2 separate regions of the Homo sapiens genome follow, and region 2 is linked to region 1. A link is an interaction called in ENCODE POLR2A ChIA-PET data of the cell type or tissue named here. Cell type or tissue: OCI-LY7. All regions are shown on one strand. Each heading gives the region's core, and the rest is flanking DNA. Links, peaks and the distances in the headings are about the cores only.

Region 1 (6,664 bases), core at 1,004-6,003:
CACGCGCGCCCCGAGCCTGGGAGGCATGCTGAAGCCAGGCGGCCGGCAGGATGAGTGTGAAAGAGGCAGGCAGCTCGGGCCGCCGGGAGCAGGCGGCCTACCACCTGCACATCTACCCCCAGCTGTCCACCACCGAGAGCCAGGCCTCGTGCCGCGTGACTGCCACCAAGGACAGCACCACCTCGGACGTCATCAAGGACGCCATTGCCAGCCTGCGGCTGGACGGCACCAAATGTTATGTGCTGGTGGAGGTCAAAGAGTCGGGAGGCGAGGAATGGGTGCTGGACGCCAACGACTCGCCTGTGCACCGGGTGCTGCTATGGCCCCGGCGGGCACAGGACGAGCACCCTCAGGAGGATGGCTACTACTTCCTGCTGCAGGAGCGCAACGCAGATGGAACCATCAAGTACGTGCATATGCAGCTGGTGGCGCAGGCCACAGCCACCCGGCGCCTAGTGGAGCGTGGCCTCCTGCCACGGCAGCAGGCGGACTTTGATGACCTGTGTAACCTCCCCGAGCTAACCGAGGGCAACCTCCTGAAGAACCTCAAGCACCGCTTCCTGCAACAAAAGATCTACACGTACGCGGGGAGCATCCTGGTGGCCATCAACCCCTTTAAGTTCCTGCCCATCTACAACCCCAAGTACGTGAAGATGTATGAGAACCAGCAGCTGGGCAAGCTGGAGCCACACGTCTTCGCGCTGGCCGACGTGGCCTACTACACCATGCTCAGGAAGCGCGTGAACCAGTGCATCGTGATCTCGGGTGAGAGCGGCTCCGGCAAGACCCAGAGCACCAACTTCCTCATCCACTGCCTCACCGCCCTCAGCCAGAAGGGCTACGCCAGCGGCGTCGAGAGGACCATCCTGGGTGCTGGCCCTGTGCTGGAGGTGAGCGGGGAAGCTGGTCGGTCTGTGGGAGGGGGCATTTGTTTGGAAAATGCGGGTTTCAGGCCAAGCTCGGTGGCCCACATCTATAATCCCAATGCTTTGGAAGGCTGAGGGAGGAGGATTGCTTGAGCCCAGGAGTTCAAGATCAGCCTGGGCAACATAGCAAGATCTTTTCTCTACAAAAAAAAAAAAATAATTAGCCAGGCAGGCATAGTAGTGCTCACCTGTAGTCCCAGCTGCTCAGGAGGCTGAGGCAGGAGGATCACTTGAGCCCAGGAGTTCGAGGCTTCAGTGAGCTATGATCATGCCACTGCACTCCAGCCTGGATGACAGAGAGAGACTCCATCTCAAAAAAAAAAAAAGAAAGAAATTTCAGGCTGGGTGTGGTGGCTCATGTCTATAACCCCAGTGGTTTTTGAGAGGCTGAGGCAAGAGGATCGCTTGAGCCCAGGAATTCAACATCAGCCTGGTCAACACAGCAAGGCCCCCTCTCTACAAAAAAAAAAAAAAAAAGATTACCGAAGTGCGGTGGCACACATTTGTTGTCCCAGCTATTGGAGAGGCTAAGGCGGGAGGATCGCTTGAGCCCACGAGTTGGAGCTATGATTGCACTACTGCACTCCAGCCTGGGCAACAGAGACAGACCCTGCCTCTAAAGAGAGAAAAAGTGGAGGTTTTCTGATTGTTGTTATTATTCAGGTACTGCGAAGCCAACTGGTCAGGATGCAACTGCCTCTTGGAAAGAGAGTTTGTTACTCACAGTTCCCGAAAGAAGAGGATGCAATGCCATGGAAGGCCACAGGGGGAAGCACTGGGACTCATCAGGAGGCTGAGGGAGAGAGGGAAAAAGGGAGCGGGGAGAGGCAGGAAACTTTATTGTGATTTTCATGCATCAGAATGTGCTAGGCAGAGTAAGCTGGCTTAGGATTGGCTTGTTTGAATTATTTCAATGGGCTCTGGGGCATAGGGGCTGCCCCTTGTTGTCAGGTGCCAGGGCCTGGGGTGATGAGGGCAGGGGATAGTGGGCTGGAGTGTGAGAGTCCCAGAGAGGAGGTGGCTGGGGTGTAGGCTCTGGACTGGTTGGTTTGCATATGGAAGGCAAGTCCCAAACCATCTCTAGGAACTGGCTAGAATCAATCTAGGAATTGGGAAGGGCCGTCTCCCTGGGGTCAGCCAGGCCCCAGATGTCAGAGCATCAGAAATACAGAAAATAAGTCACTGGGCGCGGTGGCTCACACCTGTAATCCCAACACTTTGGGAGGCTGAGGCAGGTGGATCACGGGAGGTCAGGACTTTGAGACCAGCCTGGCCAACATGATGAAACCTCGTTTCTACTAAAAATATAAAAATTAGCCAGGCATGATGGTGTGTGCCTGTAATCCCAGCTACTCGGGAGGCTGAGGCAGGAGAATCGCTTGAACCCGGTAGGTGGAGGTTGCAGTGAGCCAAGATCGCTTCACTGCACTCCAGCCTGGGTGACAGAGCGAAACTCCATCTCAAAAAAAAAAAAAAAATAGTCACAGTTAATACACATTTGGCTTCCAGAACATGGCCATTCATTCTCAAGGTGCCTGAAAGAAAAGGCTGGTGTATTCAAACCAGTTTGAGGAGTGCTTCACAACGGGACATTTCTAGGGGGACCAGCAGGGTGGAAGGAAGCCAGCAAGGCGTACGGCAGGCCTGGGGGTTAAGGGGATGGCGAAGCATTGTCGGGGAGGGGGCTGCCTAGTTTCACTGTAGAGGCAGCAGAGAAGGGACCAACCCAGGCTCTTATGCCTCATGCCCTCTGCCCACTGTTCATTGCCCTGATCAGCCAAACCCCACAGGAGCCCTCGATGTGCCACTGTGGGTGAGTCTTGTGGCCACAGGGCTACAGAGGTGACCACACAGCACCCATCATTGCAGGGATTGTAGGACAAGGTGCATCCACATGTCTCAGAACAACGCAACCATCGCCACCTGGTGAGGGCCAGGGGCAGCGTGTGGCCTCAGGGGTCTGCACCTCTGGGTGTGGGATCTGCCTTTTTTTCATTTTTATTTTATTTTTTGTAGAGATGGGGGTCTCACTGTATTCCCCAGGCTGGTCTCGAACTCCTGGATGCCAATGATCCTCCCACCTTGGCCTCCCAAAATGCTGGGATTATAGGCGTGAACCACTGTACCCAGCTCCGCTTAAAAAAAAAACAAAAAAACAGATTGGTTGTTTTAGAGCAGTTTTAGGTTTATAAAAATACCGAGCAGATAGTGCAGAGAGTTCCCATGTACCCCTCCCACGCCCAGGTTCTCACATTATTTATATTTTGCATTCGTGTGGTGTGTTGGTTGCACCTGACTCAACTCTACGTTGGTACTGTTACTAACAGCCATAGTTTCCATTAGGGTTCTTGGTGTTGCACATTCTTTGAGTTTGGACAAAAGTATAATGAATGTGTCTGCCGTTGGAGTGTCACAGAGTGGTGTCACTGCCCTAAAATTCCTCCATGCTCCCCCTGTTCATCCCTCCATGACCTTTGGCAGCCACAGCTCTTCTCACTGCCTCCACAGTTCTGTCTTTTCCAGGCTGTCTGTAGTTGGAGTCCCAGTGTTGCAGGCTTTTCAGACTGGCTTCTTCCACTTCACAACCAGCATTTAAGGTTCCTGCATGTCAGTTGGGCACGGTGGCTTACATAATCCCAGTGCACTGGGAGGCCGAGGCAGGAGGATCACTTGAGCCCAGGAGTTCCAGATCAGCCTGGGCAACATAACAAGACCCTGTCTCTACCAAAAAAAAAAAAAAAAAAAAAAAAAATTAGCCAGGTGTGGTGGTGTTTGCCTGTGGTCCCCCCTACGTGGGAGTCTGAGGCAGGAGAATCGCTTGAGCCCGGGAGGTTGAGGCTGCAGTGAGCCAACGTCTGGCCACTGCACTCCAGCCTAGGTGACAGAGCGAGACCCTGTCCCCCAAAAAAAGGGGAGAGGAGATTCCTCCATGTCTTTTCGTGGCTTGAGAGCTCATTTCTTTTGCTGAATTGTAGCTCATTATATGAATGTGTCAGTTTCTTCACACGTAGGATCCTGAGAGCCCCCTCAGTGGAGAGAGGGAGTTGGGGGCAGGGTCAGACCCCACCCTTTCTGGAGCCTTGACCTCTCGCCTCTTGTTAGTCCCCACAAGCTGAGGGCTGCCATGCAAATTCACTGAAATCACATCTAAGCAGTGCCTAGGAATACATTTCAGTTCCTCTTCCTCTCTGAGGTCATCAGTAAGACATTAATTGGGGTCATACAACTTAGCCCTGGTCCGACATATGTAGCCTATTCCTGTTTTCTCCTGTGCAAGTAACACAGAGATTCATTGTCATTGTTTACATCAGCTTTTAATAAAACTGCTGAGCAATTTCACCATAGAATGTCCATTTTCTTTCCTTTCCCATCCCCTCCCCTCCCCTCCTCTCCCCTCCCCTCTCCTCGCCTCTCCTCTATTCCTTTCTTGTCAGGGTCTCTCTCCGTTACCTAGAATGGAGTGCAGTGGCACAATCATAACTCACCGCAGCCTCGAGAACTTCTGGGCTCAAGCGATCCTCCCACCCAAGTAGCTGGAATTCCAGGTGTGCACCACCATGCCCGGCTAATTTTTAAATTTTCTGTAGAGACACAGTCTTACTATGTTCTCCAGGCTGGTCTCGAACTCCTGGCTTCCAGTGATCCTCCCACCTCAGCTGTTTTTAATATGGCTTGTCTTGTGTGCATTACATTATATACCCAGACCGCCCGTTCATTGCTGTGTGAGCATTTGCTGTGTGGCAGGCTATGATATAGGTGCTGGGCTATGTGGTGGCCAAAGTCAACACAAAATTCTCCCCAGGTAGAACTCGGGGAAGACTCTGGGTGACACAGGAGCTATAGAGGTTCTGAGCAGAGGTAGATGCAACCCAGCTCTGGTCTCCCGAGGCCGCCCTGGCGTCATCCCAGCTCTGAGACTCAGCCACAGTGAAACTGCCAGTGGCCCCAGTGTCCTCCCAGCAGGTGGCCAGGGGGCTCAACGGCTCTCCAGGCCAAAACATCAGTGCCTGGCATCCACACCCGAGATAAAACAGTGATCTTGAAAATTCAGCATGTGTGGCACACACCTGTAATCCCAGAGTCAGGAGGCTGAGTCCTGAGTCAGGAGGATTGCGTGAGCCTAGGAATTCCAGACCAGCCTGGGTAACATTGCAAGACCCCATCTCTACCAAAAAGTTTAAAAACTAGGCTGGGTGCAGTGGCTCATGCCTGTAATCCCAACACTTTGGGAGGCCAAGGCAGGTGGATCACCTGAGGTCAAGAGTTCGAGACCAGCCTGGCAAACATGGTGAAACCCCGTCTCTACTAAAAATACAAAAATTAGCCAGGTGTGGTGGCGAGCGCCTATAATCCCAGGTACTTCGGAGGCTGAGGCAGGAGAATGGCTTGAACTTGGGAGGTGGAGGTTGCAGTGAGCCAATATCGCACCATTGCACTCCAGCCTGGGCAACAAGAGCGAAATCTGTCTCAAAATTAAAAATAAAAATAAAAAATTAGCCAGGCATGGCAGTGCATGCCTGTGGTCTCAGCTCTCAGGAGCTTGAAGTGGGAGGATTGCTTGAGCCCAGAAGTTCAAGACTGCAGTGAGCTGTGATCACACACTGCACTCCAGCCTGGGTGACAGAGCAAGACCCTGTCTCAAAAAAATAACAAAAAAAATTTAGTAGGTGAATGAATGAGAGGGTAGATCCAACATTTACCATGTCAGACATTTTGCCAAATGGGACTAGGCAGGTGGGTAAATGCCTGAGCCCCGCAGAAATGACACGCCCAGCCCCAGGGTCTCAAAGTGGCACGGCCAGGAGGCAGGATTGCCACCTAGGTCTCAGTTCAGGGTCCATGTCCTCCCCACCACGTTGCTGCCTCCACAGCGCCATCTCACTAGGACCCTCCAGGGCGTGGACAAGTTTCCTGTTGCTAAGTGTTAGGGGCAAGGGAGTCTCCAACAACAGGGATTAAGGCTCTCATGGTCCTGGAGGCCAGAAGTCTGAAATCAAGGTGTCCACGGGGCCGCACTCCCTCCCGGCTCTGGGGGAGGATGCTTCAGGCCTCTTCAGCTTCTCTGGTGGCTGCAGATGTGCCCTGGCCTGTGGCCACGTCACATCAGTCTCTGCCTCTGTCGTCAGGGGCGTTCTTCCTGTGTGTCCATGTCTTCACGTGGCTTTCTTATAACAAGGACACCACTCATGGGATGTAGGGCCCATCCTACCCCGGCATGACCTCATCCTACCTAATTGCATTTGCAAAGACCCTATTTCCAAATAAGGTCACATACACAGTTTCTGGGGGTGAGGATGTGGATATAATTTTGGGGGCGGGGGGCTCAAGTCAGCCCACAGCATCCCCCATACAGCCCCACCTGGTCTGCTTCAAGTCCTACCTGGCCCCTGGCAAGTCCCACTTGGTGACATCTTGTGCCTGGGTCCTTGAGGGCTGCCCCAGATCCGCGATTGTCCTGGGGACCGGTAGTTCCTCCCCGGATGCCAGCAAAGCTCCCTCCAGCCTCCACGCCTGCACAGTCTCCAGTATGCCTTCAACAGCCATTAGTCACCCTCTGTGAGTCAGACCCCCGGTCCTGCCAGGCCAACCTGCTTGGGGCCTCAGCAGCGGGGGCTGGCGAGGCCAGTTTTCTCCAGCGGTTCTAAGCCGCTCGAGGGTGGTGCCCACGCCGGCTTCCAAAACAGGCTTGAGCCAAATCCACGTCATGGCAATAAACGTGCTTCCTGGGGCGACTGTTT
Region 2 (6,664 bases), core at 518-5,517, 66 kb after region 1:
CTGTATGCAATATATGTTATGTAGATATTACATATCTGGGAGATAAGAAACTTACCGACCCCGCGCCACCCCTGCAGGAGGAATATCAGGGCGAGGGGATCACGTGGCACAACATCGGCTACACAGACAATGTCGGCTGCATCCATCTCATCAGCAAGAAACCCACGGGCCTCTTCTACCTGCTGGACGAGGAGAGCAAGTGAGTGTCCACACCCCGTCCATCCCGGCACATCTACGCATGGGCACTGGGTCAGGTTCTGCAGCCCCCAGAGCCTTACCCCAAATCCAGACTTTCCCAAGAGCGCCTTTTTATTTTTGAGACAGGGTCTCACTCTGTCACCCAGGCTGGAGTGTAGTGGTGCAATCAAAGCTCACTGCAGCCTTGACCTCCTGGGCTCAAGTGATCCCCTGACGTGAGCCTCTGGAGTAGCTGGGACTACAGGGTCACACCACCATACCCGGCTAATTTTTGTATTTCTTTGTAGCAACAGGGTTTCGTCATGTTTTCCAGGCTGGTCTTGAACTCCTTAGCTCAAGGGATCCTCCCGCCTTGGCCTCCGAGAGTACTGGGATTACAGGCGTGTGCCACCACGCCAGACCTTGTGCTGAGAACTTGTGTCTGTTCATTTCACTTGACCACAAAACCCAAGCTCGTGTGTGCAAAATGCACAAACACCTCATTGTGAAAACATCAACACGTGTGATTAATTCGTGCACTTGAGGCACATCCGCCAGGAGTTTTCAGCAAAGGATTATGGGCCTATGCCTAGAAACTAGACACTGGGGCCAGACGTGGTGGGGCATACCTGTGGCCCCAGCTACTCAGGAGGCTGAGACAGGAGGATCACTTGAGCCTGGGAGGTTGAGGCTGCAGGGAGCTGTGATCGTGTCACTGCACTCCAGCCTGGGCAATGGAGCAAGAGACAGGATTGGCGAGTTGTTACAAAGGGCAGTGCAGTGTGTGGAATTGGGACCCAGATGCTGCTGGGCTCTGGTCTCACTTCTGAGCCTTCCTCCCTCATCCCCACAGTCCACAGGGCGCTGTGAAGGCAGACAGGTCAATAAGGCACCTCATTCTGGGTCACCCAGTTGTAGTCACTGAAATCACGTGACACATACCGAACTACTTTCCTGTGGCTCCTCTAAGGAACCGCTACAAGCCAGGTGGGCTCTTGAGCCCAGGAGATCAAGACCAGCCTGGGCAACACAGAAAGATTCCACCTCGGCCAGGCACAGTGGCTCACGCCTGTAATCCCAGCACTTTGGGAGGCCGAGGCAGGCGGATCACCTGAGGTCAGGAGTTGGAGACCAGCCTGGCCAACATGGTGAAGCCCCGTCTCTACTGAAAATACAAAAATTAGCCGGGCATGGTGACAGGCGCCTGTAATCCCAGCTACTCAGGAGGCTGAGGCAGGAAAATTGCTTGAACCTGGGAGGCGGAGGTTGCAGTGAGCGGAGATCACTCCATTGCACTCCAGCCTGGGTGACAGACCAAGACTCTGTCTCAAAAAAAAAAAAAAAAAAAAAGATTCCATCTCTACAAAAAAATTTTTAACCAGCCTGGCCAACATGGCAAAACCCCATCTCTACTAAAAATGCAAAAATTAGCCAGGCATGGTGGCGGGTGCCTATAATTCCAGCTACTTGGGAGGCTGAGGCAGGAGAATTGTTTGAACCCGGGAGGTGGAGTTCTTAAAACCACAGTAATCTATTCTCTTATGGTTCTGGAAGCTGGAAGTCTAAAGTCAAACTGTCAGCAGAGCTGTGCTGCCTCCAGAGGCTCCAAGGGAGGACCCTTTCTTGCCTCCTCCAGCTTCTAGGGGTCCAAGCTTTCCTTGGCTTTTGGCCACATCACTCCAGTCCCTGCCTCCCTCTTCCTCTTCACATGGACTTCTTCCCTCTGTGTCTGCATCATTCATCTCAATCCTGTCTCCTCCTTTTTTTTTTTTTTTTTTTTTTTTTTTTTGAGACAGGCTCTTCTTGCTCTGTTGCCCAGGCTGGAGGGTAGTGGCGCCATCTTGGCTCAAGTTAATTGGCGTCATCTCAGCTCACTGTAACCCCCACCTCCCAGGATCAAGCGATTCTCGTGTCTCAGCCTCCCGAGTAGCTGGGATCACAGGTGCCTTGCCACCATGCCCAGCTAATTTTTGTATTTTTAGTAGAGATGGGGTTTTTTCACCATGTTGGCCAGGCTGCTTAAAAATTTTTTTTTGTAGAGATGGAATCTCCCTGTATTGCCCAGGCTAGTCTTGAACTCCTGGGCTCAAGCAGTCCTCTCACCTTGACCTCCCAAAGTGCTGGGACCATAGGTGTGAGCCATTACACCTGACCCTGTCTTCTGTTTTTAGAAGGACACCATCCATATGGAACTAGGTCCCACGCTAATGACCTCATCTTAACTAATTACATCTCCAAAGACCCTATTTTCCAAATAAGGTCACATTCAAAAGTTGGTGGTATGGGGTTAAGATATGGACATATTGTCTTATCAGCAGCTCTATCAGACCCATCCCTTGCCAATGACATCTCCAAGGGGCTGGCCAGAGACTCAAATGAATGAGGCACATCCCCTGCCTCAAACCTAGTCCCTGTCCAGGTCAGGGAGACAGACACATCCCTCTGAGGCTGGGGTCCAGGTAGAGAATGTTCAGATAAGAGCATTTGTGCCAGGTGCGGTGGCTCCCACCTGTAATTCCAACACTTTGGGAGGCCGAGGTGGAGGATCATTTGAGACCAGGAGTTAAAGACCAGCCTGGGCACCATAGTGAGACCCCATCTCTACAAAAAAAAAAAAAAAAAAAAAAAAAAACTAGCTGGGCACAGTGGCATGCACCTATAGTCCCAGCTACTCAGGAGGCTGAGGCAGGAGGATCACTTGAGCCCAGAGAGTCAAGGCTACAGTGAGTTGTGATTGTACCATTGCATTCTAGCCTGGGCAACAGAGCAAGACCCCAGCTCTAAAAATTAAAAAAAAAAAAAAAAAAGTAGAGACGGCAGTAGGAGGAGCTACGTCATCACAACCAGGAAACTCCCAGGGTCAGATCAGGGGAAGCCCGTGAGGCAAGGCCTGGCCCAGCAGGCTCGAGTCTCTTTAAAATCTTGCTATTTTTGCTCATCATGGAATTTTTTTTTTCTTTTTGCACATTGATTTAGATTTTCTGAAATACTGTGCTAAAATATTACCTATCTCAATGACTGAGGGTTTTGGGGGACACTCAAGGCAGATGCCTTACACTCCATACCCTCTTTACAGTCCTGGAAATGATATGTTTCATAGCTATAGACTCTCCCCTCCTTGGCCCCGTTAACGCGGAGCCCCCGATGTTGGGATCTGGGCATGCGTTCCGCTGCCTGTATTTTCAAAAGTGGGGCCGGGCTCAGGCAGCATTTGCCAAACCAACAACATCATTTCCCTCCTGGGAGGCAGACTCAGTCAGGTACAAGGAGTCCCTTATTCTGCCCCCACAATCTCCCCCTCCCCGGAGCACAACAGAGCCCTGCTTCATCCTCCTCTCCTAGCCTCTTCTTCCAACTGTGGAGCAGGAGAAGGACCCCCTGTCCAAGGTATGGCATTGAGGTACAAATGGCTCCAAGACCAGAAGTCACCCAGGCCCAGGATTATTCTTAGGAGCTGCCTACGATGGGTAACAGATCCAGACCTCCCAGGGGACAGACTTTGCAGACGCCACCAAGCCTGGTCAGCGACCTCTCTCCAAGCCCCCTAGAAAACAGCCATGTGGGGTCGAAGAGAGTGAGCCACCCAGACTCAGGCACTGGGCTACTCAATGTTAATTCTGCAGCCCTGGCTGGGCGCGGTGGCTCACGCCTATAATCCTAGTCGTTTGGGAGGCTGAGGCAGGAGGATCACTTGAGGCCAGGAGTTCAAGACCAGCCTGGGTAACATAGCAAGTCCCCTTCTCTTAAGAAAAAGAAAAACATTGTACTATAGTCCCAGCTACTCAGGAAGCTGAGGCAGGAAGATCCCTTGAGCCCAGGAGGTCAAGGCCACAGTGAGCTGTGATCGTACCACTACACTATAGCCTGGGCAACAGAGTGAGACCCTGTCTCCAAAGAAACAAATATTTTTCTGTTTTAAAAATCCTGAAGCCTTGAGAGCGTCACTTCACCCTCAGCCTCCTTGTACCAGGCTGCAGCTATGCCAGCTGACGCAGAGAGCAGAGTCCCAGCCCTCCACCAGCGTGTTCAGCATGAGGCAGGCAGGCACACCCAGATAGCAGCGTCCCAGCCCTCTGCCAGCATGTTCGGCATGAGGCAGGCAGGCGCACTGTCATTCCTTCCTTTCTTCACTCCTTCACCCACCCCTCTGTGCACAGAGCCCTGTGCCACTTCACTGCTCTGCCCACCCCATGCACCCACCCACCTCGTGCACCAGGGGTCTGCAAGATAAAATACACAGCAGGTAAATCAGCCGCTGTTCATGCCTGCAAAGGTTCCATGTTCTGTTCCCAGCTTCCCCCACGCCACGAGCCAGACCCTGCTGGCCAAGTTCAAACAGCAACATGAGGACAATAAGTACTTCCTGGGCACCCCGGTCATGGAGCCAGCTTTCATCATCCAGCACTTCGCAGGGAAGGTGAAATATCAGATCAAGGTAGGTGTCTGCCCATCACCACTGGTGGAAGCCTGAGGGAAGCCACAGTCAGCCCAGAAGCCCATGTGGGAGGATCCTCCTGTGGGCGAGGTTCCAGGGTGCTCAGAACCCACCGCGAATCCCCGGCTCCAATGTCCAAGGCGCCATAGTTCAAGAACTGCCATTTGCACTTAGGATGGGCCCCACCCCACCGTCAGCCCTTCCTGCGCCAGCCCGGGGTCTTTGGTAGGCGCCGGTGAGTGACTATCCCCGAGTGACCGCCCACATCCATCCCCCACCAGGACTTCCGGGAGAAGAACATGGACTACATGCGGCCAGACATCGTGGCCCTGCTGCGGGGCAGTGACAGCTCCTACGTGCGGGAGCTCATCGGCATGGACCCCGTGGCCGTGTTCCGCTGGGCCGTGCTCCGGGCTGCTATCCGGGCCATGGCAGTGCTTCGGGAGGCCGGACGCCTGCGGGCCGAGAGGGCCGAAAAGGCTGCAGGTGGGAGCTGGGGCGTGAACCCACAAAAGCGTCACTGTCGAGAGGGGGGCACATCCTGAGTTCATCTTAAAGTGAACACTTCAGTGGCATTTAGTACATTCATTATGTTGTGCAAACGCCACCTGTCTACCTGAAGTGTTCCTGTCACCCTGAACAGAAACTCGACCTGCGTGTGTAATTTAACCTCAGGGCATGCTATCAGCAACTCCATCAGGCGTCTCCTTTGCAAATGATGCCCTCTGATCCCACTGGCCCTGGGAGTTTGCTGATTGTGATAATGTAGCTCTTCCTAGTGTTTTGCCTCTTGTTTCTCTCTCTCTGTCTTGCTCTTTTTTTTTTTTTTTTTTTTTAGAGACAGGGTCTCTCTCTCTCTCTCTCTTGCCCAGGCTCTAGTGTAATGACGCAATCTCGGCTCACTGCAACCTCTGCCTCTTGGGTTCAAGCGATTCTCCTGCTTCACCCTCCCAAGTAGCTGGGACTACAGGTTACCGCCACCACATAGGCTAATTTTTGTATTTTTAGTAGAGACGGGGTTTCGCCCTGTTGGCCAGGCTGGTCTCGAACTCCTGACCTCAAGTGATCCGCCCGCCTCTGACTCATGAAATGCTGGGATTGCAGGTGTGAGTCACCATGCCCAGCCCCAGCCTCTTCTCTTAACTGAGCATTCTCTACTGGGAACCCAGCCTCAAAGGGACATTTCTGTTCCCCCGTCCTAGACAGAGATGGTTTGAGGCAGGGGGTGTGCCTGATCCACTCAAGACTTGGGCCAGCCCTATAGAGTTGCTGATAGAAGGATGGCAGAAAGCTATGTCCTCATTTTTCCCAGAGGCAACCTGAGGCCTGCATGGTTGAGTGGCTCACCCAGGTCTAAGGGCTCCAACCTTCCGTCCTCAGCTTCAGTTTCAGTTATCAGCTGTGGCTTCTGTCTCCGGAAGGGGCTTCATGAAAAGGAGGAAGGATAAAGCTTTCCTGAGAAATAGGAAATAGTGCTCTGTTTTGGGGATCCAAAACTTCACAGTTACCCACCCAACTTTGCCCCAAACTTGAGTGATGAGCTGCTTTTTTTTTTTTTTTTTTTTTTTTTTGAGACGGAGTCTTGCTCTGTCGCCCAGGCTGGAGTGCAGTGGCGCGATCTCGGCTACTGCAGGCCCCGCCTCCCGGGTTCACGCCATTCTCCTGCCTCAGCCTCCTAAGTAGCTGCGACTACAGGCACCCGCCACCACGCCTGGCTAATTGTTTTGTATTTTTTAGTAGAGATAGGGTTTCACCATGTTAGCCAGGATGGTCTCGATCTCCTGACCTCACGATCCGTCTGGCTCGGCCTCCCAGAGTGCTGGGATTACAGGCGTGAGCCACCACGCCTGGCCAATGAGCTGCTTTTTAAGATCGGTCTGCCAGGTGCAGTGGCTCAAGCCTGAAATCCCAGCACTTTGGGAGGCTGACGCAGACGATCGCTTGAGGTCGGGTTCAAGAGCAGCCTGACCAACATGGTGAAAGCCCATCTCTACTAAAAATGCAAATATTAGCCAGGCATGGTAGTGCATGCCTGTGGTCCCAGCTACCACA

The links. ChIA-PET counts read pairs that join two places held together with the same protein. Peaks named below come from ENCODE experiments on the same cell type or tissue, not always from the same donor. Only the 100,000 strongest peaks of a DNase experiment are listed, where the experiment ranks them.
Region 2: POLR2A ChIA-PET joins it to region 1 with 26 read pairs; 8 of 35 experiments call an interaction of 5 or more read pairs at or near these places.

Annotation. Positions count from the first base shown.
Region 1 is chr19:17,101,668-17,108,331 of GRCh38, forward strand. MYO9B (myosin IXB) reads left to right here. Exons shown (of 40, transcript NM_004145.4): 2 at 1-890. The coding sequence starts at 51. Among named protein-coding and RNA genes, the nearest start is that of SNORA118, 13 kb to the left of the region's middle. RefSeq lists enhancers at 2,472-2,521, 6,583-6,632. In OCI-LY7, for the core only: CTCF peaks have their summits at 1,712, 1,912, 2,856 (motif pointing left) and 3,073; a DNase peak (open chromatin) is centred at 4,084; H3K4me3 peaks cover 1,217 bases; H3K27ac peaks cover 2,446 bases.
Region 2 is chr19:17,167,866-17,174,529 of GRCh38, forward strand. MYO9B (myosin IXB) reads left to right here. Exons shown (of 40, transcript NM_004145.4): 11 at 78-199; 12 at 4,471-4,612; 13 at 4,894-5,098. Among named protein-coding and RNA genes, the nearest start is that of USE1, 44 kb to the right of the region's middle. In OCI-LY7, for the core only: no CTCF peak of the experiment used is centred there; a DNase peak (open chromatin) is centred at 3,016.